Regions from separate parts of the Homo sapiens genome. Here region 2 is linked to region 1. Evidence: chromatin loops called from intact Hi-C (ENCODE). Cell type or tissue: ascending aorta. All regions are shown on one strand. Each heading gives the region's core, and the rest is flanking DNA. Links, peaks and the distances in the headings are about the cores only. Region 1 overlaps PLD1 (phospholipase D1). Region 2 overlaps PLD1 (phospholipase D1).

The links. Peaks named below come from ENCODE experiments on the same cell type or tissue, not always from the same donor. Only the 100,000 strongest peaks of a DNase experiment are listed, where the experiment ranks them.
Region 2: a loop joins it to region 1, with 2.0 times the contacts of the local background. A loop is called at or near these places in 5 of 110 quality-filtered maps.

What each region holds. Positions count from the first base shown.
Region 1 is chr3:171,700,113-171,709,948 of GRCh38, reverse strand. PLD1 (phospholipase D1) reads left to right here. Exons shown (of 27, transcript NM_002662.5): 10 at 240-389; 11 at 1,111-1,194. Among named protein-coding and RNA genes, the nearest start is that of PLD1, 110 kb to the left of the region's middle. In ascending aorta, for the core only: a CTCF peak has its summit at 5,713 (motif pointing left); no DNase peak of the experiment used is centred there; H3K27ac peaks cover 396 bases.
Region 2 is chr3:171,651,237-171,661,072 of GRCh38, reverse strand. It overlaps PLD1 (phospholipase D1), which reads left to right. Exons shown (of 27, transcript NM_002662.5): 21 at 1,772-1,860. Among named protein-coding and RNA genes, the nearest start is that of PLD1, 150 kb to the left of the region's middle. In ascending aorta, for the core only: no CTCF peak of the experiment used is centred there; a DNase peak (open chromatin) is centred at 6,022; H3K27ac peaks cover 5,655 bases.

The DNA.
Region 1 (9,836 bases), core at 1,214-9,213:
GGTCTATGGTAAGTACCTTTATGCATGTTTGCATGAGTGAATGAATAAGTAACCTGAACATTTATTTTTGTTATATTGAATATATTTTTAGAAATACTACCAAAAAATGTTAAATGCCTGCTTTCTTGATGTTCTTTGCCTCAAATTTTCAGTTTGTGTTTGGTATATTACCAAATAAAAAAGAGCATGAGATAGAACAGAGTGACCAGTCTTTTCAATATTTGGCTTTTTCTTTAAAGGACACTTATTTTAAAATGCAACAGCTATAGACATGCTCGGTGGTGGGGAGGGGCTATAGAAGAATTCATCCAGAAACATGGCACCAACTTTCTCAAAGATCATCGATTTGGGTCATATGCTGCTATCCAAGAGAATGCTTTAGCTAAATGGTAAGTTATTATTTCTCTAAGCCTGTCAAGGCAGTCATAGCATCTAATATTACACTGGCCTAAATTCACCTGGAATCAGTTTTCAAAACTGTGAAAGATTATGCATTATACTTAACAAGGGCTTCTCTTTTTGTGATAATTATGGGACTACCTGATTATAGATTAGTTTTTCAATTGTTGCTTTTAAGATTTTTCACAGTGAGCTTAGCTAGCTTTAGATTTTGAAGTTTGAATTTTAAAGCTAACTTCATACATTTCTTTAATGATGCAAATGGAAGGTTTATTTAAGTCATTACCCCTAATTTAGGAAAAAGCATTTACTTGCTAGATATTTCTTTTAAATAAAGTCATGCTTAGCATGTTTTTCTACCCGTGGATTGGAAGCTAGTTTGTTTTCAGTCTCAGAACTGTATGTAAGAAAAACTGTATGTAAGTTCAACAGGATAGGAAAATTAATCTGGCTCCTTATGATGATGAGGCTCAATAAATTTGTTGTTCTCTAAGCAGAGAAAAATCAGGCTGCTTACACTTACTGCCCTTCCTAGGCAGCAGAGGAAACTTGGTATTTTCAATCCTTGTTTTCCAGGTCCACAAAGTCAATGGTGGTTATGTGTTATGTGGAGACTCTAGGCAGTGGCTTCCATGTTTTGCTTTACCATAAGATAAGTTTCTTTTCTTTTCTTTTTTAATAACAAAAAGGAACAATAAACTTGTCTTTCAGGTATGTTAATGCCAAAGGATATTTTGAAGATGTGGCAAATGCAATGGAAGAGGCAAATGAAGAGATTTTTATCACAGACTGGTGGTTAGTATTTGTCCCTGGGAATTTTTTTCTGGAAGTCTCTATGTTTAGAAATGTACAGTGGTATAGTGCTGTTCAAGAATTACACATTATGAAAATCAGCTGTATCTGTGGATGGTTTGGCCAGGGTCTCAACCAGTTGACTAAGCCTTCAGTGAAAGGCCTTTTCAAAAACCTTGGCCTCAACAATATTCATAAAATACTTAGTTTGAACAATTAGGTTTTATATTTGCATTTGGAAGCAGACTTCCAAGTTTTCATGTCAGTAAAGATTATACTGTAATGCAAGTACAGTTATAGAGGTAATGGTGTCTTTGGATGTCTTTTTCTAATTTTGGTATGTCTGTCATGAGGGCCAGTGAATATACTTCTTCTAAATTGTCCTTTTGATGTTGAAATAGTTCCACTTGCCTGTTACCGTAAAAATATCCTCTGTAATGACTAGGCCTGGTCAGCTGTTCTAGAGATACATCCGGTTTCAACTTTGTGACCACCTTAAAAAAATATCCATAAGAGTTGCTATGCTTATTAAAGTCACCAGAAGCCTCATATCGGAAACTCATTTAACTCTTGGGAAATTTACTCCTGTAGTTGGTGTAGGCATTCTAGTCTGACTTCAGTTCCAATCATTCATCTGCCTGGAAAGTTAAAACCCATTACACATGCCAACACTGGCTACGATGGATATGGAAATGTCTAAAATGTGTTTTCCTTCTAGGAACTTAGTAGTAGTTGCCTGAATTACCCCTTATTTTACTCTATCCGGTTTTCTTCCAAAAGGTACCTTATAGGAACTGTTAATATATCATCATAATTTATTCCCTTCTAATTCTAGGTTTTGTGGGCAATATCAATATCTAATTCAAGAATGCAAACACATCTTTTGCTTCGGTTGTCTGGAATCTATAATTATAAGGCATGCTTTCTTAACCTTTGCCCTGTTGACATTTGGGGCTAGATAATTCTTTGTTGTAGGGGGCTGTCCTATGCATTGTAGGGTGTTTAGCGGCATCCACTAGGTACCAGTAGTAAGTTCCCAGTTGTGACCACCATAATATCTTCATACATTGCTAGATGTTCCCTGGTTGGGGTTGGGAGAGGATGCAAGATCCTTGTCGGCTGGGAATCACTGATCTAGAGGGGATAGACAGGGTATGTGGTGGCCAGCATGCTCATGCTTGTGGAGGAGCTTAATTCTGGTCTTTCTATTGTTACCAAATTTTGTCTTTTCAGTCAGTTACTAGGAGGAAAAAATGTTTCATGCTTAGGAGCTATTTCTTTGGTTGAATATTTTATGAACACTTGTGATAATAAATTTGTGCCAGTGAGTACTATATTCTTTAAAAAATATTTCTGAAAGTTTGGTGAAGATGTGAGAGAGACTAAAAATAATTTTTCTATTGAGCCTAGATTTTCATGCTTTATGTCTGAACACCAAAATTTTTTTAACTTTTAAATTCAGGGGTACAACTGCAGGTTTGTTAAATAGGTAAACTTGTAGCATGGGAATTTGTTGTATGGATTATTTTATCACCCAGGTATTAAGTCTTGTACCCACTAGTTATTTTTCCTGATCCTCTCCCTCTACCTTCTGAAAGGCCCTAGTGTGTGTTGTTCCCTTGTATGTGTCCATGTGTTCTCATCATTTAGCTCCCACTTATAAGTGAGAACATGTAGTATTCGGTTTTTTGTTCCTGTGTTAGTTTTCTAAGGATAATGGCCTCCAGCTCCATCCATGTTGCTGCAAAGGACATGATCTCATTCTTTTTTATGGCTGCATAGTATTCTGTGGTGTATATGTACCACATTTTCTTCATCCAGTCTACCATTGATGGTCATTTAGGTTGATTCAATTAAACATATAAAGAGATGGAACTCTGAATGTTTTCCTCTCTACTTTCAGCAAGAGAATGAATCGGGGTTACTTATTTTTCACGACTGCACTAGGATACCATTTTATTACAACACATCATTAGAAATAAAACCTTCACAGTAACTTCCCTCAAACAAGTAAAGAAAATTCTTGTTGTACAAGCATATTGCAAAAAGGAGCATTCAGAAACTTAACCAAACACTAGTATGCGTAGATCTGAGAGAGTGGGGTTATCTACCAGTCTCTGTATGGAGTCAGTATGTTAAATGTGTCAGAAATAGAATTAATAAAACAGGAGAATACAAAAGAAAAACAATGAACAGAGATTTTTAAAAGAGGGTGTTTGTAAAGGGTAGAGAAACAGAAGAGACAAAGGTTGGGCCGGAGACAAAGGTTATAAAGAAAATAAATCAGCATTGCATTACTAACTGACTCACAAACAAAGACTATTCCAGGTAAAAGAATACATGTTTTAAAAGTATTTAAGTTGGTTTTAAATGCAACATTCTTTAAGTTGGTTTTAATATTGTTAGTGTTTTTCAAATGATGGGTTGAGCCTCTTTAGTAATTGTGTATTAAAATAATTTGGTAAGTTGTGACCAGCATTTAAAAAAAAAAAGAATGGCATAGGATAGGAAAGGGAAGGGAAAAGAAAGAAAGGGTACAATGTAAGTGGTAATAAGGGCTACTAATTTTGGAAACTTTTATATCAGTTGTAGATAGATAGATAGATAGATAGATAGATAGATAGATAGATAGACTGACTGACCCGGTGTTGGTTTGGGTGTATAATGTATTTCTTTCTGCAGCTTATGGTCCAAAAGTTTAAAAGTTTTAAAGCCACTGACTTTCAAAAATGGTTAGTAACCTTTTTCTTTAAAGAGCAAGAGAGTAAATTTGTTTTAGGCTTTTCAAATCATGTATGGTCTCTGAAGCATATTTTTTTTACAACTCTTTAAAAATATAAAAACCATTCTTAGCTCACAGGCCATACTAAAACAGTCTATGGGCAACATTTGGCTTGTGAGCTATAGTTTGTTGACACCTATCTTAGAAGATAGATTTAATTTACCACATTTTATCAATACTAAGAGCTAAATGTAGTGTTTTCCAAAGTTGTACCATTTTACATTTTCACCAGCAATGTATGAGAGTTTCAATTCTTCCACATAATTGCTAGCACTTGATGTTGTCAGTCTTTATTTCAAAGGGTATACAGTAGTGTTTTATTATGATTTTAGCTTGTATCAGCAACATCGTTTCATGTTGAGCAAATTTTCATGTGCTATTTGGACATTGGTTTAACTGTTCAAATCTTTTCCCTTTTTTTTGAGAGGGAGATTGTGTTAGTCTTCTTATTTAGTTGTAGGAGGTATTTGTACATTCTAGTTAAAGTGATTGTTCCATTTCATTCTGGCCTCCATGATTTCTGTTGAGAAATTTTCCATCTCTTGAAGACATTGTTCCCCTCTAAGTAATGTGTTATTTTTCCTCTGAGTGGTTTCAATATTTTCCTTCTGTCTTTAGTTTTCAGCAGTTTGGTTATGATGTTTGGGTTTATCCTGTTTGGGGTTCTCTGAGCTTCCTGAATCTGTAGTTTTATATCTTTTGCTAAATTTAAGAAATTGTTAGCCATTATTTCTTTACACATTTTTTCTGAACTTTCCTCTTTCTCTCCTCCTTCTGAGTCTTCAGTGACACAAATAGTATCTTATTTATTTGCCTTCAAATTCATTGACTCTTTCCGCTATGACAGGGTCCCCAACCTCCAAGCCAAACTGGTCCCCAGCCTGTTAGGAACCAGGCCATGCAACAGGAGGTGAGCCAGAGCTTGTCGGGGGAGGTAGCGAGCATGAGCATTACTGCCTGAGCTCCGCCTCCTGTCAGATCAGCCGTGGCATTAGATTCTCGTGGGAACATGAACCCTATTGTGAACTACGCATGTGAGGAATCTAGGCTGCCCGCTCCTTATGAGAGTCTAACTGGTGCCTGCTGGCCTATCTGAGGTGCAACAGTTTCATCCAGAAATTATCCTTACCCCCAGCTCCCACCCATGGAAAAAATTGTCTTCCATGAATCCGGTTTCTGGTGCCAAAAAGGTTGGGGACTGCTGCTCTATGATCTCCATTCTGGTATTGAGCCTATCCTGTGAGGTTTGGGGAATTTATTGTTTGCTTTTGTTTTTCTAGTGTTTTTGGTAATAGTGTTTTTCACTTTGAAAATTTTTATTTGGTTCTTCTTTATATCTTTTTCTATAAGACTTTTTTGTCTTTTCATTCATTTTAAGAGTGTTCACCCTTATTAGAGCATTTTTATAATATCTGACATAGCCTTAAGTAGATAATTTCAATATCCATGTCGTCTTGGTATTGACATCTGCTGATTCCCTTTTCTGTACAAGATAAGGTTTTTTTTTTTTTTTTTTTCCTGGTTCTTTGTGTGCCAGGTACTTTTAATGTATTCTAGAACATTTTATTATTATGTTATAAGACTCTTGAGTCTTGTTTGAATCCTGTGGAGAATGTTAGTATTTTTGTTTTAGCAGGCAATTTACCAATTTCAGTTCAGGCTTAAAGTTCCAACCAGCCTTTTATGAGTGTTGTTTTAATGCCGGTTTTGTTGTTAATGCCTTTGTGGTGCTATTCAGATCTGCCCCATATGTGTGCCACCTAGTGGCCCTTCTGGGACTTCGGTGGTGGTCTATTCCTCAGTTCAGTTCTCAGCCTCTTTGGAGTGATGTTTAGGATGAAATCCATGCATAGGCAGCTTGGGAATGAGCCAGGAAATCAGAAACAACTTTATGGAGCTGCTTTTCTGAGCTCCTCTCCCCAATTTTTAGTTTCCCATGGCTTCCCTTTTTAGTCTTCTAGCCAGAAAGATGGGTTTTTATTTACTGTGCTCTGCAATGTGCTTTCTCTGATGGCACCCATGTCCAGAGCCAAGCCAGGTGTATTTACATCTCCATTGGAGAGGAGATTTCCCCTGCCTCAGAGGTTTTAGTAACTTTGGGCTTTCCACTGCAACCCTGTCACTACCAGAGATCCTTTGCTTTCTCCCCAAGCCTGAACTAGAGGATTTTTGAAGTTCTCTCTGTGCCAATGCCTGTTTCCAAGTTTTCCCTCCAAGTCAAGGAATCAAAGGGAGAAAAATGTTAAACTTACCACTGGTTAGGTGGTACTTCTTTTTCTATATTGAGGCTTCCACTTATTTAGCTCTTATGTAATTTTTCTCAGCAATATTTTGTATTTTTCTATGTATAGGTCTTTACATATTTTGTTAAATTTTTTACTGAGTACTTTATGTTTTTTGATATTATTGTAAATTATATTTTAAAATTCATTTTCCATACAGAACTAGAAATGCAATTGATTTTTGTGTATTTACCTTATAGCTTGTGACCTTGCTAAATTAATTTATTAGTGCTGGTAGCTTTTTTGTAGATTGCTTAGGGTTGTCCTATAGATGATTATGTGATCTACGAATAAAGACAGTTTTACTTCTTCTGTTCTAATCTGTATGCTTTATATTTTATTTTCTTGCCTTGTTGCATTGGCTAGTATCACCAGTAAAATGTTGAATGAAAGTGGTGAGAATGCCTTGTTTCTAATCTTAAGAGGAAAGCATGCAGTTTTGTTATGTTATGTGTGATGTTAGAGATAGATTTTTTTATAGGTACCCTTTATTACACTACGGAAGTTTTTTTCTATTTCTAATTTGTTGGGAGTATTTATTGTTAATGGATATTGAATTTCATCATTTCTTCTGCATTTGTTGAATAATAACGTTTTTCTCCTTTTTGTTGTTACTGTGGTGAATTGCACTGATTGATTTCCAACTTTTAAACCAACCTTATATCTTAGGATAATCCCACTTGATCATGATGTAGTATTATTTTTCTAAGTTGCTGTGTTTTTGGTAAATATTTTTACTTCTGTGATCATAAGGGATGTTCTTTAGTTTTCTTGCATTGTCTTTATTTGGTTTTAGTATCAGGATAATGCTGACCTCATTAAATAAGATAGTAAGTGTTCCTCCTTTGTTTACTGAAAGAATTTAGGTAGTACTAGCATCATTTCTTTCTTAAATATTTGATAAAATTCAAATATTTAATAAATTCTGTAAATGTTTAATAAATTCTGTAAAGTTGGCAAAGTCTGTAGTTTTCCCTGTAGGAAAGTTTTAATTACAAATTCAGTTTTTCAATAGCTATGAAGTCAGTTTCAATTTCTTTTTATTTTCATTATGAAAATATTTTATTCAAGGAATATGTTTATTTTATTTAAATTACCACAAATATTGGCATACAGTTATTTTTAATAGTTATTATTCATTTAATATAATTATAATGCCTCTAGGCCCTATAGTGATTACCTGTCTTTCACTCCTTTTTTTTTTTTGAGACAGGGTCTTCCTTTGTTGCCCAGGCTGAAGTGCACTGACATGATCGTGGCTCACTGCAGCTTCAACCTTCTAGGTTCAAGCAATCCTCCTACCTCAGCCCCCCGAGTAGCTGGAACTACAGACATGAGCCACCATGTCTGGCTAATTTTTTAAATTTTTTCGTAGAGACAGGGTCTTGCTATGTTGCCCAAGCTGGTCTCAAACTCCTGGGCTTATGCAATCCTCCCATTTTAGCCTCCCAAAGTGCTGGGTTTATACATGTGAGCCCATCCTTTCAATCATTTTTTTGTCATTTATTTTTAGCCTTGCTAGAAGTTCACAAATTTTATTGATATTTCAAAGAGTCAACATCTAGTTTCATTGAATTTTCTCTGTATTTTTTCAGGTTTGTATTTCATCAAGTTCTACTCTTATATTTATTATTCCCCCATCTTCTTACTTTGGGTTTAATGTCTTCTTTTTCTATCTTTTAAGAAAGGAAAGTCTGATCATTAATTTTTAATTTTTTGTCTTTCTCATGTAAGCATTTAAAGTCATTAAATCTTCTAAGTGGTACACTTACTTAGAGGTACGTCTTAATATCTCCGCAATCAGGATGCATCTTATGCTCTTACAGTTATAGTTGTCATGATGTTTTCTTTCTTAGTGGTACATGCAGTAACGATGCATCCTACAGTCACTGGTGTCCTAGATCCAATGAAATGTAATATTAAACAATAACTTTGTTTACAAGTAAGTAAAGATTCTTACATAATAATGCTTGGTAAGTTATAGCTGCTTTCTTCTTGCCATGCAGCCATGGTTTATACTTTTATAGCATGATATAACAAAATCTTTTTTTCTTTTTATGCATTATCCTCAAAATTGAGGGCTCCTCAAGAGCTATCTTAAGATTCTTCAAAGTATCTTGTAGAATGCTTAGCATACAAGGGTACACATGTTTGTGGATTAAATGAAATAAATGATGATAAATACTTAATTGCAGAGTATGACATTAAAAGTCTCCCCCATACCGAAGCTCTTTGAGCCCATATTTAATGTACACATCAAAAAATTGCAATTGTATATATGTTGTTGGCTATCTCTCACTTTTGGTGAACTAGCAGTGCACAGCAATGCATTTTACTATTTTAAAACAGATTTCCTTTTAATGCTTCTTTGATCTTTTCTGATCAATTGCTGTGCTTTATTTGTTTGTTTGCTTGTTTGGACATAGATTACCTTTGAGTTTGTTTCCTACTCTCAATTAAATATGCAAGACTTACACTGTCCAAACTCTTCCATTTGTCTGTTTCCTTATTTATTTTACCCAATAACGTTTCCTTTAGAAACTTTATCTCTGGGTTTTTATTTTCTTTAACTGAATGAAATAGAGCATAAAATTGATTTCTTTTAATCTCTTTAGCTCCTTAAAGCACTGTTGATTTCACATGCTTAGAGGGCTGCCTGGGAGGGCAATACTCCAGTGCAGAATTCCATAAGGCTTTCATCCTGACATAGTCTACCTCTGCTGCCTCAGGTCTAGCAGTTCAGTGGAGAAAGGAGTATTTTCTACTGCTTCTTTTTTCTAACTACAGGGAAGTTACATCATGTACATGTTTAACTCAGAAACTAACTTTAGAACCCAGCCCCAGGGGAAAAATGACTCTATTGTACTCTTAGCTGCCTTGTGAAGCTTAGCTTACCTTAGCTGCCTTATGCCTTACTGAAGGAGAAGAGCCTAGGAAAAATTTCATATATCAGCCGACCTTCCTTCTCCCCTGTCCAGAAAGCCCCAGGTTCCCTCAGATGCTGCTTCTTTGTATAGGAAGTCATGTGTCTGTGTATCTATTAGAATGCTTTTAGTTTGGGGTAACAGAATGTTCAACTAAAGAGGGCTTAAACACTGAGGATGTATTTTTCACATTTAATGTTAAGTCTAAAGTTGGGCAATCCTGAGGTTGGCAGAGTGATTTAGTGATTCTGGGGTTATGGTCTTCCCCTTAGAATTTCAATATTGCTGCACCCCTGTAAGCATCATACTCCCATACAACATCCATCCCAAAGCTGGAAGTGTGGGCAGGGCTTTCTCTGAGAGAGAGGGAGAGAGAGCAAAAGAGAGGGAGGGAGAGAGAGCGAAAGAGAGGGAGAGGGAGAGAGAGAGAGAGAGTGTGTGTGTGTGTGTGTGTTTGTGTGTGTGTTTCAGGGAGGAAAAACTTTCCCATTAAGCCCCTGTGTACCTCCTCATATATCTCATTGTTCAGGATTGTGTCACGTTGTGCTCTAGCTGCACAGGAGTCTGGGAAAGCAAGTATCTAGAATATTCAGTCTGTGGTGGGAGAGAGGCTCTGAGAGCAGGGAAGAAGTTGGAGATTGGCTGTGGGTGGGCAAC
Region 2 (9,836 bases), core at 1,351-9,350, 49 kb after region 1:
AAAATGAGCGAACTCTGCATAAAGTCTGGAGCTTAGTAATGCTATTAGTATTATTAATTTAAACAATTATACCATAGAGATGGAAAGATGTGAAGGCTGGCTCATCTATTGCCCAGAATCATTTTGCTTCATCTCTTTTTAGTAGCATTAACATCAGCTTTTCTGGCCGGGCACGGTGGCTCATGCCTGTAATCCCAGCACTTTGAGGGGGCCAAGGCGGGTGGATCACCTGAGGTCAGCAGCTCGAGACCAGCCTGGCCAACATGGTGAAACCCCGTCTCTACTAAAAATACAAAAAAATTAGCCGGGCATGGTGGCGGGCACCTGTAATCCCAACTACTTGGGAGGCTGAGGCAGGAGAATCACTTGAACCTGGGAGGCGAAGGTTGCAGTGAGCCGAGATCATGCCATTGCACTCAAGCCTTGGTGACAAAAGTGAGACTCCATCTCAAAAAAATAAAAAAAATAAAAAATAAAATAATCAGCTTTTCTTTTTAATGTGACAGTAGTATTAAATGATGTCAGTAACGCCATGTAGGTATACATAGTTGGGACATAGACCTGGTTGACACTCCTCTAGTCAAGATAAGCAGTCAGCATTCATCCGACTCTTCCAAAAAAGGAGAAGTAAAGGACATGACATGTAGCCAGTCTGTGTTTACAGCTGCTGAGGCATGCTAAGCTTCTTTATAATATGAATTCAGAAAAAGAAACATGGTTTGGTTGCCAATGAGATTTTGATTGTCTGATGCCCTAAGGGGAATCACATTCTCAAAAGACTTTCTGCACCGTGTCTTCCTGTAAGTTTGTCTTCTGGAGGCATTTTACAGATTTATGCACTTAAGTATAAAAGCTTATATAGTCATAAAAATGATAATGCCACAAAGGGATGATAATTACGAGTTGTTACATATATATCTCTTTACCTTGAGATGATTAGCAAATATTACTTTGTGATAATTGTCCTTATAAATTACAGATGTGTTATAACAATCTATTCTATTTGAACACATAACATTAGTAATATTTGCACCAAATTTTTCACATTCCTTTATGCAGCAACAAAATATTTTGCATTGTTATGATAATGTTGTAACTTGTTTTCTAGTAACAGTTTTAAAGACTATTTTGTAGATATATAAATAGCAGAAGTACTTAGAGGAAAAAAACATTTTTTATTTTATTAACTGGCTTATATATATGCAACATACAAAAGAGAGTTGAGGCTACTTAAAATAGAAGTTCAGAGATAATAAGAGACCCAGACAAACAAGACAAGGTGAAAGCAGATACCAGGAAATAATGGAGAAAGGGTGGAGAAAACTAGACCAGGCTTTACCATCTACTCTGTTAAAAAAGCAAGCTTAGCATGAGATAGAATGTTTGCCAATATAGAATTTTTAATCATAAGCATTTATACAACATGTGAATCTGAAAAAAACTAGTTTCCCCATTGATTAAATTTGCAGTGTTCCTAAGTATTCTGAGAATGTAATTTAGAAAATCACCTATAAGGAATTCTCATGGTGAAATAATATAGTGTAACTTTCCACTTGATTAAGTGTTACAGGTGATATGACCTGGAATCAGATGAGACCCTGAGTGAGATGAGGCGGCTTTTTTTCTGTGTCGTTGACTTTCTTGATGTGATTTCAGTGATCAGAACACATCTGCTGTGTGAAACATTTTAAAAAATATATTACAGTATTGTTCTTACGTATATTGCTAAGAAAATAAAGACTAACATGATTGTCTTGTTTATTTCTCATAGAACCAGTTTTTCATAAGCTGTGCTGATGACAAAGTTGTGTTCAACAAGATAGGCGATGCCATTGCCCAGAGGATCCTGAAAGCTCACAGGTAACAGCCTTTGGCTGAGAGTTCTCGCTGCAGATGTTCTTGTATTTATTACTAAAATGACTTTGCAAAGCCCATTTTTAAAGTACTGTCATTTCCTAGCAGCTTAAATTTGGTTCAGCCAGCAATAGGTTATTGATGCCTTTAGTCTGAGTCAGTTGCTAAAGATTTTTGACTGCCCTTTCTAGGGAATTTGAATTCTTCCAAGGCACAAAAATTTCTTCCTGGCCAGTCTGTTTCCCACACATGAGGTTTGTGATTTGTTTTATTTAATAGCAGACTATGAGCTGTGTTCGCTTAAAAAAGCAAAACAGACATAATATTTTGCTATGGGTTATATTTAAATTCTTGTTACCGTATGTCATATTTATTCAGCTCATGGGATTTTTTTTTTAATAATTGGTTTGCTGAGATAGAATTTACATACTGTATAATCCAGCCACTTAAACTATACAATTCAGTGATTTTTAGTGTATTCACAGAGTTGCACAACCACCACCTAATCAATTTTAGAACATTTTCATCCACTCAGAAAGAAACCCCATTAGCAGTCATTACCCATTCCTTCTATTTTTAGCCTCTGGCTACCACTGATTTTTCTTTTTCTATAGATTTGCCTAATCTGGGCATTTTGTATAAATGGAGTCACACAATATGGGGTCTTTTATGACTGATTTGTCTTAGCATAATGTTCTTGAAGCTTATCTATTATTATAGCATGTATCAGTATTTCATTTCTTTTTATTGCCAGATAATATTCCATGATGTGGATATACCACATTGTATTTATCCATTCATTAGTTGATGGACATTTGGGTTGTTTCTACTTTTTGCCTATTATAAATAATGCTGCTATAAACATCCTTTACTAGTTTTTGTGCAGATATATATTTTCATTTCTCTAGGGGTAGAATTGTCAGGTTATAGCTAACTCTATGTTTAACATTTTGAGGAACTGCCAGACTGTCTTCCAAAGCGGCTCTGCCATTTTATATTCCCATAGTATATGAGAGGTCCAGTTTCTCTGTATTTGCCAATACTTATTATTATCTCTCTCTTTGATTATAGTCATTCTAGTAGGTGTGAAATACCATTTAAGAAATGGTATTTCATTGTGATTTTCATTTGAATTTCTCTAATGACTAATGATACTGAGCATCTTTGTGTGTGCTTATTGGCCATTTGTGTATTATCTATGGAGAAATGTCTACTGAAATCCCTTGCCCATTTGTTCACTGGGGTATTTGACTTTTTATTTTTGAGTTGTAAGAATTCTTTATACATTCTAGATACAAGTCTCATATCAGATATATGATTCCTAGTTTCTCCCATTCGATGGCTTGTCTTTTTACTTTCTTGCTGGTGTCATTTGAAACAGAAATTTTTTTTATTTTGATAAAAGCTAACTTATCTATTTTTTTCCTTGTATCGCTTGTCCTTTTGGTATCTAAGGAATATAGATAGTGATATCTAAGAAATCACTGCCTGATCTAGGATCATGAAGATTTATGCCTGTTTTCTCCTGGGAATTTTATAGTGTTAGCTCCTACATTTAGATATTTGACTCATTTTGTTACTTTTTATATATGGGGTGAGTTAGGGGCCCAACTTTTTATTCTTTTGTTGATGGATATAGAGTTGCCCTAGCACCATTTGTTAAAAAGACTATTCTTTCCACATTGAATTGTCTTGGCACCAGGGACAATTTCTTCTTATGGCTGATTTCAGCTCCATTTAAAAGTAGCAGAACAAACACATAAGCAAAACCATTATATTTCATTACTTTAAGTCATTGAATGCACGCAGTGAAGAATAAGTGCATATGCATTTGGGAATTAAAACACTTTTTACTTCCAGTGTCATGTGGTACTTTGATATCTTTTTTCACATAATATTTGGGGACTTTTATACTTAAGGACATATTATAACAGTAACTATCAGCATTTTATGTGATTCACAGTTTATAACTACATTATCTCACTGAATCTTCACAACTACACTTGAGAGTAGGTCATGTATTTGTTGTTGTTATTGTTGTTATTATTGCTGTTGTTGCTGTTCCCATTTTTAGGATTAAAAACTGAGATTCAAGAGGTTATGTGACTTGTCTAGGCCACTAACCACAATAGGCAAAAAACAGCTTTGAGCCTAAATCTTTGGACTTTCAACCCAATGCTTCCCCTCACACCACATGACTCTAGTGCATTGATGGTTAGGATTAAAAACCCATTCAGGGCTTCCCCAAGCTGAGGCAAATGTGTTGGGCCTGTAGTTCCCTTCCCCTATTGACCAGCCATTGGATGCAGGCTGACCCTAGGGAGTGGGGATGACCTTGAGTGAGGCAAGTCCCTTTCACCTATGGAGGACTCCATACTTTTCATACCTGGAGGACTTCACTGTGAGTATTCCGTGGCCTACATGCTCAGTAGCTGATGGGATGGATGTCTTGATCCCATGGTGAGGGGATCTAGGCAGCACACTACAGCATCCATCATATCCTGCAGTGTGTACAGTGGATCTCACCTGTGACTACACATCAAAATCACCACTGACTTTTGCAAGATTACAGAGAGCTTGACTCACCTCCAGGCTTACTGGATCATAATTTCCTGGATCGGGGCCTGGCCCCGGTATTTTATACTGTTCCAAAGATGTGTTTTTAAGTGTTTGGAAGCCTGAAAGAATATTTTTCTTTACTGTAGTAATTTGTCTTTAAAAATCTGGACTTCTAAAATAATAAAATTAGGCTGGGCATGGTGGCTCACGCCTGTAATCCCAGCACTTTGGGAGGCTGAGGCGGGTGGATCACCTGAGGTCAGGAGTTTGAGACCAGTCTGACCAGTGTGGTGAAACTCTGTCTCTACTAATAGTACAAAAATTAGCTGGGCTTGGTGGTGCATGACTGTAGTCCCAGCTGTTCAGGTGGCTGCGGTAGGAGAACTGCTTGAACCCAGGAGGTGGAGATTGCAGTGAGCTGAGATCATGCCATTGCACTCCAGCCTGGGTGACAGACCAAGACTCTGTCTCAAAATAAATAAATAAATAAATAAATAAATAAAATTATAGTATTTTAGGGCTACAAGAAACTTCAAGATATTTTCTGATAGAACATTTCCTAGTGATCTTATGAGCTGCTCCTGAAAGGAAAAGGGATCTGTGACTTTAAAAATTATGGTAAAGTAGCACCTGTTGCAGATTGTATCTTACACTTGGAGTTTGACAGAGCACATTAAAGACTGGCAATTTCAAGTTTGCTTTGTGAAAAATGGGAAATTAGTTCATCAAATTTCAAATAAACCTGTGTCATTTAGCTCTGATCTCTCAATAGTCTCATTTTTTTGACAGACACATTTTCAAAATGGTACATATGTCACACATTTAGACTTTCAGTGGATACACACACACATTCTCAAAACATATTTTATGTTCCCCTCACCCCTGGCGTCTCTGCATTCTTGTTAATCTCCCTATGTTAATTGCAACTGTAAAATATATTTTCACTTAATTTCAAATCTGTGAGCTTGTGTTCTGTGAGCTTGTGTTAGGCAAGGTAAAGGCAGAATTAAAAAGCTTATCTTGGGCAGGTGTGGTGGCTCACACCTGTAATCCCAGCACTTTGGGAGGCGGAGGCGGGAGGATTTCTAAAGGCTAGAAATTTGAGACCACCTGTCTTTACAAAAAAATAAAAAATTATCCAGATGTTTTGGTGTGCCTGTAGTTCTAGCTACTTGGAGGCTGAGGCAAGAGGATTCCTTAAGCCTGAGAGTATGAGGCTGCAGTGAACTATAATCTCACCACTACACTCCAGCTTAGGAGATAGAATGAGGCCTCATCTCTAAAAAAATAAATAAATAAAAAATGAAAGAAACAACATATTTTGCAGGTTGCCACCCTGGGGTGACCCCTTTTCACTAATTAGGTGCCATGATGTGCCATCCCAAACTTACCCCTCTCTCTCCATAGACTTCTCTGGTCTCTACTTTTCTGAGACTCAGAACTTCCCTGCCAAAGTCACATTCTTAGCAACAAGTATAATTTTGGCTATTTGAAAAAGAATAGAATGCAGCCCAAAGCAGATGGAGGGAAATGACAGTCCGCAGTCAGCCAGGCCTCACCAAAGAATACAGGCCCTCTGCCAGGTCCCTCCTACCCTGGAGAAATCTGAGTCTTCAAATTGCCAACTCCCTGGACTGGTCTAAGTATTTTTCTGCCAGCGTTGGAATCCAGCCTCACAACAATTCCCCTAAGCAATTTCTCAGTTCCTCTCACTTCCTCTGGTTCCTTCTCAACAGCCATAATTCTTTATAGAAATAAGTTTTGCAAAGCCTTCATGTTCTGACATGACCTAGAGCCTCAGACTCATGTTTACCCCATGCTGACCTCAGAACAGCCGGGGGAATCAGAATAAAAAAAAAACAAAAAACAAATCTTCACTCTAATAAGTAAAACTGTCTCAGAGTTGAAGCCAGCTGCCCAACCCACTTGAAACCTTTCTTTGACAGCTCAAATGTGATTGGCGATCAGAGAGAAAAAAAATCATAATCCACAGTCTAAAATTTACTGTTTTATGCCATGTTTGACTAAGCCAAAAGATAGGACCAACTGATCCAGGTAGACACATTTTTAAACACTGTGTGCCATGAATGAATGGTTTCTGAGGAGATTCTCAGATCTTTGCACATGGAAACTTGACATGCATAATTTTTCTGCTTTGGTAGAAAGTCAGGAAGTGAGAAAGTGCATTTTATAGTGTTAGCAACAAACAGTTGACACACACAATGAAAATAGTCAGTTGACTTAATGCTTCTATGTTTTAATATTAAACTGCATTAAAAATATGCTATTAAACTACATTAAAACAACAATTTTGAACATTGTTCAAACTTACCATGTTCTTTTTTTTTTTTTTTTTTTTGAGACAGTCTTGCTCTGTCACCCAAGCTGAAGTGCAGTGGTGTGATCTTGGCTTACTGCAACCTCCATCTCCCGGGTTCAAGCAATTCTCCTGCCTCAGCCTCCCGAGTATCTGGGATTACAGGCACCCGCCACCACACTCAGCTAATTTTTTTGTATTTTTGGTGGAGACGGGGTTTCACCATGTCGGCCAGGCTAGCTTTGAACTCCTAACCTCAAGTGATCCGCCCACCTCGGCCTCCCAAAGTGCCCCTCATGCTTCTTATAACTGTAGAAGAGCTACTGCTTGCCTGTAAGTGGGTGGTATGGGAAATACCACACTGGGAAATCTGAAATTATTGGGGGACCAGATGTCTGGAGACCTGGATTCTCTCCAGCTCTGTTATCCACAGGTATGTGACCTTCTGAGTACGTCAGTTTGTCCTTCTGACACGCTGTTTCTTCACCAACCACGAATAATATTATCTGTTCTACGTAGCTTATATGAATATATGTGAAAGTAGTTTGTAAGCTGTAAAGCACCAGTTCATGTAAGAACTTATTATAGCATTTCCATGATATTCATCATCTGGAAATATGTTGTTCACTGTAAATTGAAGCAAGGATAAAGAGGCATCATATTCAAATCAGCTGTTTCAAAATTAGTATTTATGCTAGAAAAAGAAATGTTTTAATTTAAAAGATGCTTAAATGTTCCGTATTTTAAATTATTGGACGGCTACTTCTGGATAAGAAAAATTTGTTTTGGTTTCTCACGACTGGCTGTTGTTCATCATGTGACTTGTTTAGGCACACGATTACAACACTCTGTCTAGAGGTTTGCTGCCAGAAACCTATAGCTGACTCTTCCTGGGAATCAATTTTTGATTTCCCTGTTATTGATCTGATAACACTCTCCCCAAAATATAAAGTAAAACAAAATGTATTCTGAAGCATAATATGTGTTTAGTTTAGTATTGTTTTAATTTTAGATGCTATTTACTTTGTTGTTATTTGAAGATATGCAAGCCTTCTAATTGAAATCAGCAATTGATATAATTGAATAAAAATGTTACCAAATAGTTTCTGAGTCTTTCCACATAATCAGTGCTATACCTGTGTTACCTCATTCAGTCTTTGTATCAACTTTATGGGATTGGTTGTGTAATTACTCCCATTCTACAGATGAGGCAGCTGAGGCCTAGTGAAATTAGATAACTTAGCCAAGTCATACAGCTATGGTTGGATAGGAGTAGGACTCAAACCATGTCTGTAGGACCTCAACTTGTGCTTTTTACCAGTAAGCTACAAAGCTTCCCCCATTTCAAGGGATGTAGAAATTTTCGAATGGTAAGCCTCCCAGAAATCTATGAAAAATACTTTATTTTGAAATATAAAAAATTGAATGAGCTGGGCACTGTGGCTTATGCCTTTGATTCTAGCACTTTGGGAGGCCGAGGCAGGAAGATCACTTGAGTTCAGGAGTTCAAGACCAGTCTGTGCAACATAGTGAGACCTAGTCTCTACAAAAAAAAAAAAAAAAAAAAAAAAAAAAATAGCTGAGTGTGCTGGTACATGCCTGTGGTCCCAGCCATCCGGGAAGCTGAGGTGGGAGGATCTCTTAGCCTGGGAGGTGAAGGCTGCAGTGCGCCATGATTGCACCACTGCACTCCAGCCTGGGTAACAGAGCAAGACCCTGTCACAAAAAGAAAAAAAAAATCAGATGAATGTTTTATTTTTTAAAAGCAATGTTTGATAGATTAAAAGTTCTTGGGTTTAAAGAAAAATCTATGTCCATAATTACCATATCCTATAATTTTGTACCAAACTGAAAAGACATGTTGGGCTTGTTTCAGAAGCCTTGTCTTAAAGAAAATTCAACTGCAGTACCTTTTTTTTTTTTTTTTTTTGAGAAGGAGTCTCACTCTGTCGCCGAGGCTGGAGTGCAGTGGCGCGATCTTGGCTCACTGCAAACTCCACCTCCTGGGTTCACGCCATTCTCCTGCCTCAGCCTCCCGAGTAGCTGGGACTACAGGTGCCTGCCACCACGCCTGGCTATTTTTTTGTATTTTTAGTAGAGACGGGGTTTCACTGTGTTATCCAGGATGGTCTCGATCTGCTGACCTCGTGGTCCGCCCGCCTTGGCCTGCCAAAGTGCTGGGATTACAGGCATGAGCCACCGCGCCTGGCCAAAACACATTTTATCTAAGTATGCCAATCATTGGTTTCACATTTTTTCTTGTGGGATAACTCCCAAGCTCTGTACGATTTCTGGAGAAGAGGTTACCTTGGGACACAGATGACAACAGATCGTGGCAGGAGACCTTTTGATTTAGGTCATGTAAATGCTTTTATTCTATTCTAAAAATTGTATAAAATGGTAACCTCAGCAGATAGAGAAATGTAAAGATTAGCACAGGGCAGGGGCCAGCACTCATTTTGAGCCTGAGCATGTGCCCTGGAAAAGAGAGGAAGGAAGAAGGAGACTTAAAAATGACAATGAAAACCGTCTGGGCCATAGTGGGAACAGTTTAGTATAAGGTTCTATATAACCTCATTTGGGGGCCACTCAGGGCTAGGCTTGCCAAAGACTATCAAGCCCAGGGTGAAGTCTAAGTCAAACATGCTGGGGAATCCCTCAGCATTCTTATGTTTGAAAGCTTGCCATTTTCAAAAGATAACCAATGAGAAAACTGATGTGTGTTTGTGCACAATATATAATAGTTCATAATCTATGAAGTCACATAGAGGATAGGTAAAGTCAGTGCTAAATAGGGCCAGCATTTCTAGTGGACTAGTCATGATTTTAGCCAGTTCTTTCATGTGCAGATGAGGAAACTGAAGCCCAGAAGGATCTTCTCCTTTTAAAGGATTTGCCAAGCACAAAATAAAAGGGGTTATGTCCCAAACGACCAAGAAGCTACAGATCCAATTCCAACATAATTGATACCACCATAGTATAAAATTCTCTTTACACACACACACACACACACACACACCCTAAGCCCTAACCACAATTCTTCCTATTTCTGACAGTATTCACTGCTGCAAAATCTACAACGAGACGATTTATAGCAGCTCTTGAA